2 separate regions of the Homo sapiens genome follow, and region 1 is linked to region 2. A link is a contact called in ENCODE Hi-C data. All regions are on one chromosome and are shown on one strand. Each heading gives the region's core, a stretch centred on a gene start or an enhancer-like site at or near the end of the contact. The rest is flanking DNA. Distances are from core to core; before and after follow the strand shown.

Evidence for each region. Hi-C counts contacts between places; a loop is a spot of excess contacts on that map. Pooled maps may share reads with other maps.
Region 1: a loop to region 2 is called in a pooled map, with 5 times the contacts of the local background. The contact joins two enhancer-like sites. A Hi-C loop is called at or near these places in 20 of 37 single-sample maps with no recorded cell type and 6 of 50 pooled maps.

What each region holds. Positions count from the first base shown.
Region 1 is chr4:3,370,134-3,375,652 of GRCh38, reverse strand. All of the region lies in intron 3 of RGS12 (regulator of G protein signaling 12), which reads right to left. Among named protein-coding and RNA genes, the nearest start is that of HGFAC, 69 kb to the left of the region's middle. RefSeq lists enhancers at 2,666-2,715, 1,923-2,851. Within about 2 kb of position 2,633, at least 7 of the 41 ENCODE cell types and tissues checked have a DNase peak (open chromatin) inside an H3K27ac peak, as active enhancers do.
Region 2 is chr4:3,044,986-3,050,533 of GRCh38, reverse strand. It overlaps HTT-AS. Among named protein-coding and RNA genes, the nearest start is that of HTT, 27 kb to the left of the region's middle. RefSeq lists an enhancer at 2,465-2,824. Within about 2 kb of position 2,918, at least 14 of the 41 ENCODE cell types and tissues checked have a DNase peak (open chromatin) inside an H3K27ac peak, as active enhancers do.

The DNA of each region.
Region 1 (5,519 bases), core at 1,384-3,883, 330 kb before region 2:
GGCTGGAGATGAGGGCTGGAGATGAGGCTGGAGATGAGGGCTGGAGATGAGGCTGGAGATGAGGGCTGGAGATGAGGCTGGAGATGAGGGCTGGAGATGAGGCTGGAGATGAGGGCTGGAGATGAGGGCTGGAGATGAGGCTGGAGATGAGGGCTGGAGATGAGGCTGGAGATGAGGGCTGGAGATGAGGGATGGAGATGAGGCTGGAGATGAGGCTGGAGATGAGGGCTGGAGATGAGGCTGGAGATGAGGCTGGAGATGAGGCTGGAGATGAGGGCTGAAGATGAGGGCTGGAGATGAGGCTGGAGATGAGGGCTGGAGATGAGGCTGGAGATGAGGGCTGGAGATGAGGGCTGGAGATGAGGGCTGGAGATGAGGCTGGAGATGAGGGCTGGAGATGAGGGCTGGAGATGAGGCTGGAGTTCACGCCCAGGGAAACGTTTCCTCATATGAACCAAGACTCAGCGACTGTCTCAAAATGACCTCCCGTGCAGCTAAACCCTGGTCTCTGAGCCTCCTGTCTCCCTCAGTCTGGCCCCTGAGCTCCGACCCCTCCTGGCAGCCCCCTTGGCGGTGTCTGGCATACCCATGGGTTGGTTACGGGGTTATGAACTGCTCTGCCCACAGGGACAGGCGGTGCATGGCAAACGCAAGCTGAGAACGCTCCCACTCACTTGGCAAAGCATCTGCTGAGCCCCCATGACGTGGCGAGCCATCCTGAGATGCTGGATGTACAAAATCAACATGCAAACCCCAAACTGGCAGCCCTGCCCCGCAGAGCCCAGTCCAAGGCAGAAAGCCATGGGGCAAAGAGCAGGGGCGGCTAGGATGGCGCTGCTCACTCTGGCAGGTGCATGGACAGGGCAGGGCAGGGGCAGCTGGAGGCTCTGTGGTGCTCCAGGCAAGAGATGGGGACGAGGGCAGGCTGCAGCAATGGGGGTGAGAAAGTGTAAACTCAGGGATTTTGAAGGCCGAGCCCAGGAGCTTGCTGACGTGGAGTATCAGAGGGTGTGGGCTCAAGCAGAAGGGACAGGGACATCCCTTCCTGAGATGTGGCAGACTGAGGGAGGGGTACACTGGAGGCGAGGGGAGAATCCAAGTCTTGTTTGGTACTTAAGTCTGAGGGGCCTCCTGGATGTCCGAGGAGAGACGGTGAGAAGATGTGGACCTGTCACTGAGACCGGGGCCCAGGGCAGAAGTGTCTGCTGCAGGGCCAGGCTGGGAGGGCAGCATGCGAGGGACGAATCGAGCCTGTCGTGGAAGGTGGTGGCGGAAGGAGACCGGTCCCCGCCCAGCCTAGGCCTCCCCCGTGAAGACCTGACAGTGGTGAAAAGCCAGTGGAGTCGGAGGAGAGGAGGGGAACCCGGAGGGCGCTGCTGCAGAAGCCCAAGGCAAGCTGGCCCAGCACTCGGAGCTCGGCAGCTCCTGCTGTCTGCGGAGGGCCGGGGTCCCTGCATCATGCGTAGGATGGCAAGCGTTGCAAGGAACCTCAACCAGCCTCCACATCCGCCCAACGGAGACAGGGATGCCTGCGTTCACAGAGCCGCGTGGGACATGGTAGGAGAAGGTGCTGAGTGCTCAAGGGCCTCGCCAAGCGGGCTCGCTGCCTTCCTCCTCAGGACCCAGGGGAAAGGGCTGGGGGTTTTTGGCCCGAGAAGGATACACCTCTGACTATGTAACATGGACGGACAGCTTACAGCACAAGGTGTCCAATTTCTTAATGAAAAGAAGGGGGAAGAGGTGAAAATAGAAATGTATTAAAACAGTTTTTCTCAAATATACTTGGATCTTTCCTTATATAGATGACGAGACTCAGAGTGTCAGAAAACGAGAGAAGAATCTGCAACCAGCATCTGAAGTGGGACGCGCTGATGCTCGCCGGCACAGACTCCAGGCCCTCCTGCACCAGGCTCAGGGCAACAGAGGTCTGGGGCGAAAGGTAAGCTGACCGATACAGCAGGACACAGGCGGGCAGAGGCCAGGCACACGGCCACAGCACACAGGGTGTGCACGCCCTGCGATCCCAGCACCAGTCAGCACTGCACTTCGGGGTCCCAAAGGAGCATGGGCACACGAGGGCCATTTAAGAGACGCGGTCAGTGACACTGATGAGAGAGACTGGGTTAATCCAGGCTGGAAAAGAGACACGGTGAAATGCGAACACCTTCCCGGATGGCCCACCAAGCTCATGCTACAGAGACTCAGAAATGACCCAGCAGAGGTGTCCACAGACACGTCAGCCCAGGCACGCCCCCGAAACCCTCTTGTGTCCTGCGGCGGCCATCAGCCATGCACCACTGCCACCAGCCTCAGGCCCTAACACAACCTGGTCCCGCAGGGGCTGGGACTCTCTGTCGGGGGACCCTGGAGCCTGGCCCAGCCGGCCCGCCCGTGGTAGACTCGCGAGGGAAGAGTGAAGGTTCCAGTCAAATGGCATGGGGCCCAAGGCTGCAGCCAGAGTGACTGCTGCGTGTCGCCAGCAGCCACCGCCCCCTCGTGACCACACTCCGTCTTCCTCATTATCCTTTCACTTCCCCAGGCTCCAACACGGGTCCTGCCCTCTGCCCTGCATGAGCGTCTGTCTGCCTCGAGCCTCGCTGCCAGGTCTCACCGCATCCTCTGTGTGACCGCAGCCACGCCGGGCCGCAGACTGCACCAGCTCCCACGCCTCCTCCCTCCTGCCCTTCCTCAGCGACCATGGCCTCCACACTGCCTACAAGAGAATATTCCACGTTTTTAAACAGTGCAACCCTTTTTAAAGATTTTTAAAATATTAAACAGAACGTCAATGCCTGAAGGGGAGAGAAGCCCTGTGGTCTCTAGAAAGTTCTTTCTGTCACGCTCTGGCAGCCTGAAGACAACCCCGTGCTGAGAGAAATGAAGACAAATCTACACCGCACCTCATGTGCTCCCAAGTCTCTAAAGGGCTTTGCCTTGAGAAACAAAGTTTCTGCCAAGTGTCTGACACTGCAGAACTTCTTCTCATGAAGGAAAGAAAGGACACCCTGAGACGTCACAAAACCACACCCTGATGGCCGCCGCCACCTCCATGCCGGCCACACAGGGCACACCTGGGGGGGCCAGCGTGGATGCACCCGAGGCGGCCTCTGACAGCTGAGGACTAAAGTCAAACCCCTAGCTCGAGCACAGGGGGAACATCGGGGAAGCCAACAGCTCGGGCGGCTCCGCGACAACTGTCATGCTTGTCCAGCCGTGCGCCAGCAGGGCCTTCACCTGGGCACTCACTTGCAGTGGGGACTTGTTCCCACAACTCACAGGAGAGGTGGAACTGCCCCGGAAAGTCCCACCCAGGACCCTGTGACAGCCACAGGCTGGCTGAACGGCCGCTGCCTGCCAGGGAGGCTCAAGCTGGGCTGCCCAGGGCTGCAGCAGCCCCCCAGCCCAGAGCGGCCACCCCACAGCAGGGCACCCTGGGAGGGGTGCGCAGACAGACCACAAGGGCTCTCTTCCTCCAGGCAATTCCTATTTCTTTGGGGCTGGGGTCTCCGTGCCTCCTCTCAGCATCTAACTAGTGTCAGAGCCTGCAACACCTGACGCCACATGGTTTATGAAACAGGATGAGGTGCCCCGATTAGGTGACAGGCACGGGCATCTTCCCGGCCTGCCAAAGCCAGGGAACCAGGCATCGACTGATCTGGCCAGCCAGAGCCTCCATTCTCTCCAAGTGGAAATCCCGGCAGCTCCCCCGCGTGCTCTTTGAATGGAGTCGGGCAACAGCTCCTAGAAAGGCGGGGGCATCCTCCCCCTCAAGATGAGGGGAGCTGGAGACACACGGAACTCCAAAAGAGCGCTGCTGCGGACACGGACGGCGGCACCCCAGCATTCCCTGACCCTCCCATTTTTTAGAACAACTACCTGAAGCTTAGAAGGAGAAGCAATTCTGCCGACCCCAGAGGCTTTCCAGCCCCTCGTCTGCTGGCCAGGACCCAGCCAGGCAGAGCTGCAGCAGAGACGCCCACCCACCCGCTGTGCCTCTGACTGCGAGAGGGGGAGCCGCTCACTTCTGATGCCTGACGACCACATCAGCCAGATTCCAATACACTCCCGTGAACAACTTATCTGCCAGTGTAAGCATTTGCAAGAGCTTCAAAAGGAAGTCCAAATCATGTAAACAGATACTTACAAAGGCAGGTTTTTAATGACTTTACTCGGAATAAAAAAACAAAATTTTCTACACCTTGCCTGGATATACACTGAGATGAAAGTGCTGCCTACAAATAAGTACAAATGGCTAACTGATTAACTGGCCCATTAAACCCACGACAGCTCCAAAATTCACTTTCCGACGCAGGATATGAAACAGAGGTTACAGGAACACATTCCCCCTGCCCCAAGACAGCCAGAGGCGGCCCGCGGCAGGCACGCCCCAAAGAAGACCAGAGCTGCTCCCCGAGCCTCACGCAGCTTCACCTTCCAAGCAGCTTTCCACGTGCACAGAAAGCCGGTTGATTTCATCAGGCTCATGCTGGCCCTGCCCAGCAGACCCATGTCTATTTCCCACTTAAAAGGAAGGACGCGGCTCATTTTCCTGTTCCCAACCCCTCCATGCCCCTCATCTCTAAACTAGTAGTTTGTCCTTCGCTTCTCTACAGAAGACTTTAATTAGATATTAGAAAAACATTAAGATTATACAATTCCCAGAAAAGAATGAATTCGAAATCAGTGCCCAGTAATTACTAAGACTTCTGTACATAATTTAAATTTATTTTTATCTTTGCACCAACACAGCCTTAAGAGGAAAATAGAAATTATTTTTATTTCATCTCAAATCTTTTAAAAAGCCATTTTAGAGTAACTTCAACTTCATAAGCTTATATAGTAATCACCAATATGATCTATAGTAGCTATCTATATGCACAATAGCCAAATCAACTCATCATATTTAGAAATGTTAAGCTACCATCATTTAAAGAGCCTAAGATTTTAATGTATTTATCTAGCCTAAAATTAATATTTCAACAAAATCAATTCACTCACATCTTTCAAATCTATGAGAATTACCACGGTAAAGGAAAAACATCTGACGCTTTCCGTAAGTTCTGACTTAAAACCTGGCAGCTTGGGCTCCCGAGGGGTTGAGGCCGGCGGCCGGGTGTGTCGGGCCCGGGACGTGCTGCGGTCCCAGAGCCTGGGCTGAGCCCCCGCAGCACTCGCTTTGAGCTGTGGTGCAGACACATGAAAACCATTTCCAAAGCTTATCCTTACAAGCATTTGCAGGTCCCACAGCTGCCACTCGCTAAAACAGGATAGCCAGGGTGCCACGCTTTCCTACCACTGATTAAATGAAAAGAAAAAGCCGGAACTACTTACCTGCTGGTCATTAGAAACATGGGTTTCGTTTGACAACTCTTTCCCCAAATTCATTGTAAGGCACCGAGCCACACTAGGCACCCGGGTCTAAGACACACCATTCAACACCGCAGCTTGTGCGTGTGAGAAAAGTTTAAAGGCATTTCCGATGAAGTTCCCTCTCGCTCCCTTCGTAACCCATGGCAACA
Region 2 (5,548 bases), core at 1,669-4,168:
TTAGGAGATTCATAAAAGGATGAAAAGGACCCTAAAAATCAGTCTTGGAATACAGGTTTCTAATAACTTTAGAATCATATCATTTGAACTGGGTAAGAATTCCTGGAACTTTAATGAAAAGACTGACTGGCTTATAGAACTGCTAACCCAAGTAGAACAAAAATTAATTGAATACCAAGAAAAGAGTTTGCCAGATTTTCATCTTAAATCAGCTGACACTGAAATAGTTCAGATATACAATTTGAATGAAATCCATGGTCTAAGTCAAATTACCTGTGATAACCCATCAGTTATCCGTGCAATGCACCTAATTTGGAGAAGCAACTGGGATTCAAGAGGACTGAAGTCTAATGTTAATTAAGTATGGACTCACGGAGAACCAGGACGGCCACCTTGTCCTTCCTGAGTCCTTAAAGCTTTTGTTATTAAAAGTTCTGCATTTCGTGACTCATCATGGAAAAGATAAAGTAATCCAAATTAAATACATTGGTGTGTGGGAGGCAGAGGTTGGAGTGAGCCGAGATTGCACCGCTGCACTCCAGCCTGGGTGACAGAGATTCCATCTCAAAAAAAAAAAAGTGTATATGTGTGTGTGTGTGTGTGTGTGTGTGTGTGTGTGTGTGTGTGATAACTTACAAATTGCTAAAATAGTTTATAACCCTGGGCTATTTACATATTTTATAAAGGGATTTTATTCAATCGTCATTTTCAATGCATGTTTTCCGGGTTGTATAAAAGCTCTCGCATGTTAAGAGGGCTGATGTTTTAACAGTAGGTTATTATGCTACAGTATATTTTTCTATGGTTCACTGAGGTCAAACCCTTTGCATTCTAGAACCCGAAGACTGGATCTTCTGAGAACATCAGAGAAAGACTGTCCTTGCCATCCGCACTGCAACAAAACTTAGGGATCTTGAAACTTGGGTTCATAATCTCACAACTGAGAAGGGTCCATCCACACTCCTGGAACTGTACACCCATTGGAACCTTTAAGGTAAAGCCAAGGAAGTCTCTCCCCAGAAGATGGCATCCTTGATGTGAACGGCTTTTGCTAAGATCGTGGATCAAGACTTCTACTGTCATGAGACTCTCTTTTTTTTTTCTTTTTTGGAGATGGAGTCTTGCTCTGTCACCCAGGCTGGAGTGCGGTGGTGCAGTCTCAGCTCACTGCAACCTCTGCCTCCTGGGTTCAAGCGATTCTCATACCTCAGCCTTCCGAGTAGCTGGTATTACAGGTGCCTGCCACCACACCAAGCTAATTTTTGTATTTTTAGTAGAGATGGGTTTTTGCCAAGTTGGCCAGGCTGGTTTTGAACTTCTAACCTCAGGTGATCCGCCCACCTCGGCCTCCCAAAGTGCTGGGATTACAGGCATGCACCACCACGCCTGGCCATGAGACTCTTATCTTTGAGTATCTGTTCCTTGCTTATGCCTCTATGAATAATAGAAATGAAAAGACGATCTGTTGTGTGCACTTATGGGGTATACTTTCATTTGTGAAGGATTTTGCAGCCAGCCTTATACACGGATAACTTTATACTTTGATAGATAAAAGATGAAGGTCCAGTGTAGGTGAGAAACTTTAATGAGACATATGTTGCCTGTAATCAGTCAGAAACAGAATATCGGTTCACTCCTCTTAACCCACACTATGGGTTAAAGAGGGCATTGCCAGGAGGGCTTTACTCTTCCAGAAGGGCATCACTTTTCCATGGTTTAGAGTAAAAGAGGCCATAACCAGAAATGTATCCCTCATGATAGGCTGTATAGCAGACTCTACTGTAAAGGCTATAGTTACACAACAGACTTTCAATTCCCTTGTGAAAGGTATGCTAAATAATAGAATTGACTAAACAGAAAAGTAGTACCTGTGCAGCTGCTGGCACCTGTGGCCTAGGGAGAAATACATCAGGTATTATAGAGATTCAGTTGTGGGAGATTAATGAAAAGGCCACTTAGTTGAGTGAGTAGCCTCTTATCTAGCTCATTGTCTGATCTATTTGATTTGGGGTGGTTTGGTGTATAGGGACCCTGGGTAAGGAGCATACTGCAAACTCTTGGTATTATCCTCCCAGTAATCATAATAATAGTCTCCCTGGTGCGCTGCATTCTCTCAAAGGTTTTAAATGTCTGCATGCAGCCATCTCTAGAACAACAAATGGTCTCTCTTCAACTGGAATGGCAGAAGCTGAAAGAAATGTGTGACCATGAGGACACCGTAACCTATGAATGACGTGCTGAGACCAGAAACCCAAAACGATGGTAACTGAGAGTGGTGCTAAGGCCCTAAGTTTTGGTCACACTCTCGCCTGTAGGGTCCAGCCCTACTGGGCCTGTGGGTTTTTCTCCTCACCTGCGGAGATGAGAGATCACAGAAATAAGGACACAAGACAAAGAGATAGAAGAAAAGACAGCTGGGCCCAGGGGACCACTACCACCTAGACACGGAGACTGGTAGTGGCCCCGAATGCCTGGCTGCCCTGTTACTTATTGGATACAAGACAAGGGGGCAGGGTAAGGAGTGTGAGTCATCTCCAATGATAGGTCAGGTCACGCAAGTCACGTGTCCACCGGACAGGGTGCCCTTCCCTGTTTGGTAGCCGAGGCGGAGAGAGAGAGGAGACAGCCTACGTCATTATTTCTTCTATGCATTTCAAAGACTTTAGCACTTTCACTAATTCTGCTACTGCTATCTAGAAGATGGAGCCAGGTGTACAGAGCGGAACATGAAAGTGAAACAGGAGCGTGACCGCTGAAGCACAGCATCACAGGGAGATGGTCAGGCCTCCGGATGGCTGTGGGCGGGCCTGACTGATGTCAGGCCTTCCACAAGAGATGGTGGAGCAGAGTCTTCTCTAACCCCTCCGCCCCTCTCCCCTGGCCAAAGGGAGACTCCCTTCCCTGGTCGGCTAAGTAACAGGTGCCTTCCCAGGCACTGTCATTACCACTAGACCAGGGAGCCCTCTAGTGGCCCTGTCTGAGCGTGACAGAGGGCTCACACTCGTCTTCTGGTCACTTCTCACCCTGTCCCTTCAGCTCCTATCTCTGTATGGCCTGGTTTTTCCTAGGTTATAATTGTAGAACAAAGATTATTATAATATTGGAATAGAGTAATGCCACAAACTAATGATTGATAATAGTCATATCTAATCATATCTATAATCTATTTCTAGTATAACTATTCTTTTTGTTTTGTTTTGTTTTGTTTTTGTTTTTGTTTTTTGAGACAGAGTCTCGCTCTGTCACCCAGGCTGGAGGGCAGTGGCGCAATCTCGGCTCACTGCAAGCTCCGCCTCCCGGGTTCATGCCATTCTCCTGCCTCAGCCTCCCGAGTAGCTGGGACTACAGGTGCACGCCACCACGCCCGGCTAATTTTTTGTATTTTTAGTAGAGACGGGGTTTCACCGTGTTAGCCAGGATGGTCTCGATCTCCTGACCTCATGATCTGCCCACCTCGGCCTCCCAAAGTGCTGGGATTATAGGCGTAAGCCACTGCGCCCGGCCTAGTATAACTATTCTTATTCTATATATATATTTTTTATTATACTGGAACAGCTTGTGCCCTCGGGGTCTTGCCTTGGCAGCTGGGTGGCTTGCCGCCCACACTCACCTAAGTGAGAACCTGGACAGAAAGGGGAATTTATTAAAATAAAATTATGGGAGGCCATTGTTTTGGACTGAGCTCATGCACTATGTCCCAACAGACTAAGCCAAACAAAAATGGAGTCACTCATGCTAAATGTGACATAATCAAACTAAGACTTTAAGGAAACACATAGATCCTAACAGATTCCCCTATAAACAGGACGTTCCAGCATAAGGAGGTACCCTCAGTCCTTGTTCCTACCTTTGCAAAACTCACTGTTCTACTGTTTCTCAGAGGGTTTCAGGACCAAATAAGTACATTTACGATGGTGATAGTGACATCAATGACTAAAGTTTTGGTCAATCTCTCAAAATTGAGAAAATGACCAAAAGGGTGGAATTGTTAAAGCAAACTAAATATGGCCTGAGAAGGACTCCATACTTCTCTATTTGAGTCCTTGTGGACGAACTGCAACCTAACTTAATTGGTAGACAAGACTGAAACCCTGACATCCTCACTTGGGAGTCTGCACCTGTGGCAGTACCTGAGTCTTGGCCAATCCCAGCAGCCGTACTTCACTCGTACACTGCTGAGAGTTCAAACTGTGTCCAAATAAGGCAAATGCCGAGCTGCAACCAACCCAGCTGTTTCTGTACTCACCTCCAATTTCTATATGTCACTTCCCTTTTTTGTCTATAGATTTGTTCTGACCACGAGGTATCCCTGGAGTCCCTCTGAATCTGCTGTGATTCTGGGGGCTGCCCAATTCGTGAATCGTTCATTGCTCAATTAAACTCATTTAAATTTAATTTGGCTGAAGTTTTTCATTTAACAGAGGTATATAATATGTATTCTTTAAAATGTTCAAACACTGTTTTGAGTGCATATTGTGCTTTTTTGTTAAAAAAAAAATTATGATGTGATGTTTACTGCTCCCTTGAGGTACATAAGAAAATCCTAAAACCCCTGCCAACTGAGCGGACCGCTTCTTGGTCGAGGAGACCTCAGAGAAACCTTAAAAACTGAGTTCCTGGCCGTGACAGGACAGGTCAGACTCGCCTCAGTGTGCCCCTTCCTTAATACCCTTTCACTGGAATGCCTTCCTAAAGAATAAACAGAAACCAGCTCTAGAAAAAAAGAACAGACATCTCACTCTTCTATTGCCTTTAGCCAATCATCTGAGGCCACGGCCAGGCAATGCTTCCCTTCCTGGTAAGAGACCACAGAGCCTGCAGTGGCCGTGGCCGTCTCCAGAGGCGGTGCAGTGAGGGTTCTCGTGTCCTCTGCTTCACCTTTTGACGTCAGAGGGAGGAAAACCACATCCTCCGATCACGCTAACCCCAACATTTTTTGAACACGTGACCCATGAAGAGGCATGAAGCTAACTGCACACTGGGTGTTGCTCCCCTCACAGATATTCATAACTCCTCCTACAGCGTATTCCATATGTATATTCAGCCACCCTGAGGATCTAGGGGAAAAGCGCAGTGTCCTTTTCCTGTTCTCTCACTCAAGAATCAACACAGAATACTTCTCCCCACCCACAAGCAAGCAATCAGTTCTGCAGCGGACACCAGCTGGGTGTCCTCTCATTCAAGTCTGACGGCATCTACCTGTAGACAGCGCCTGACCACACAGATCGAGGACTCAGTTCCCACAAGACTGAACCCCGTTTCCAATGCCAACTGCAAGCCCCTGGTTATTTGGCCTGTGATTCTGACTGACCTGCTAAACATTGGGGGTTCCCACAGCCCCCTCCTTGGGTTCAATTAATTTGCTAGATCAGCATACAGAACTCAGAGAAACACATTTCCTGGTTTATTACAAGGCATATTTTACAGGATACAGATGAACAGCCAGATGAGAAGATGCATAGGGAGCGTTCTGGAAGGGTCCCAAGCACAGGAGCTTCTGTCCCCGTAGAAGGGAGGTGCGCTGCCCTCTAGAAACCTCCACGTTACC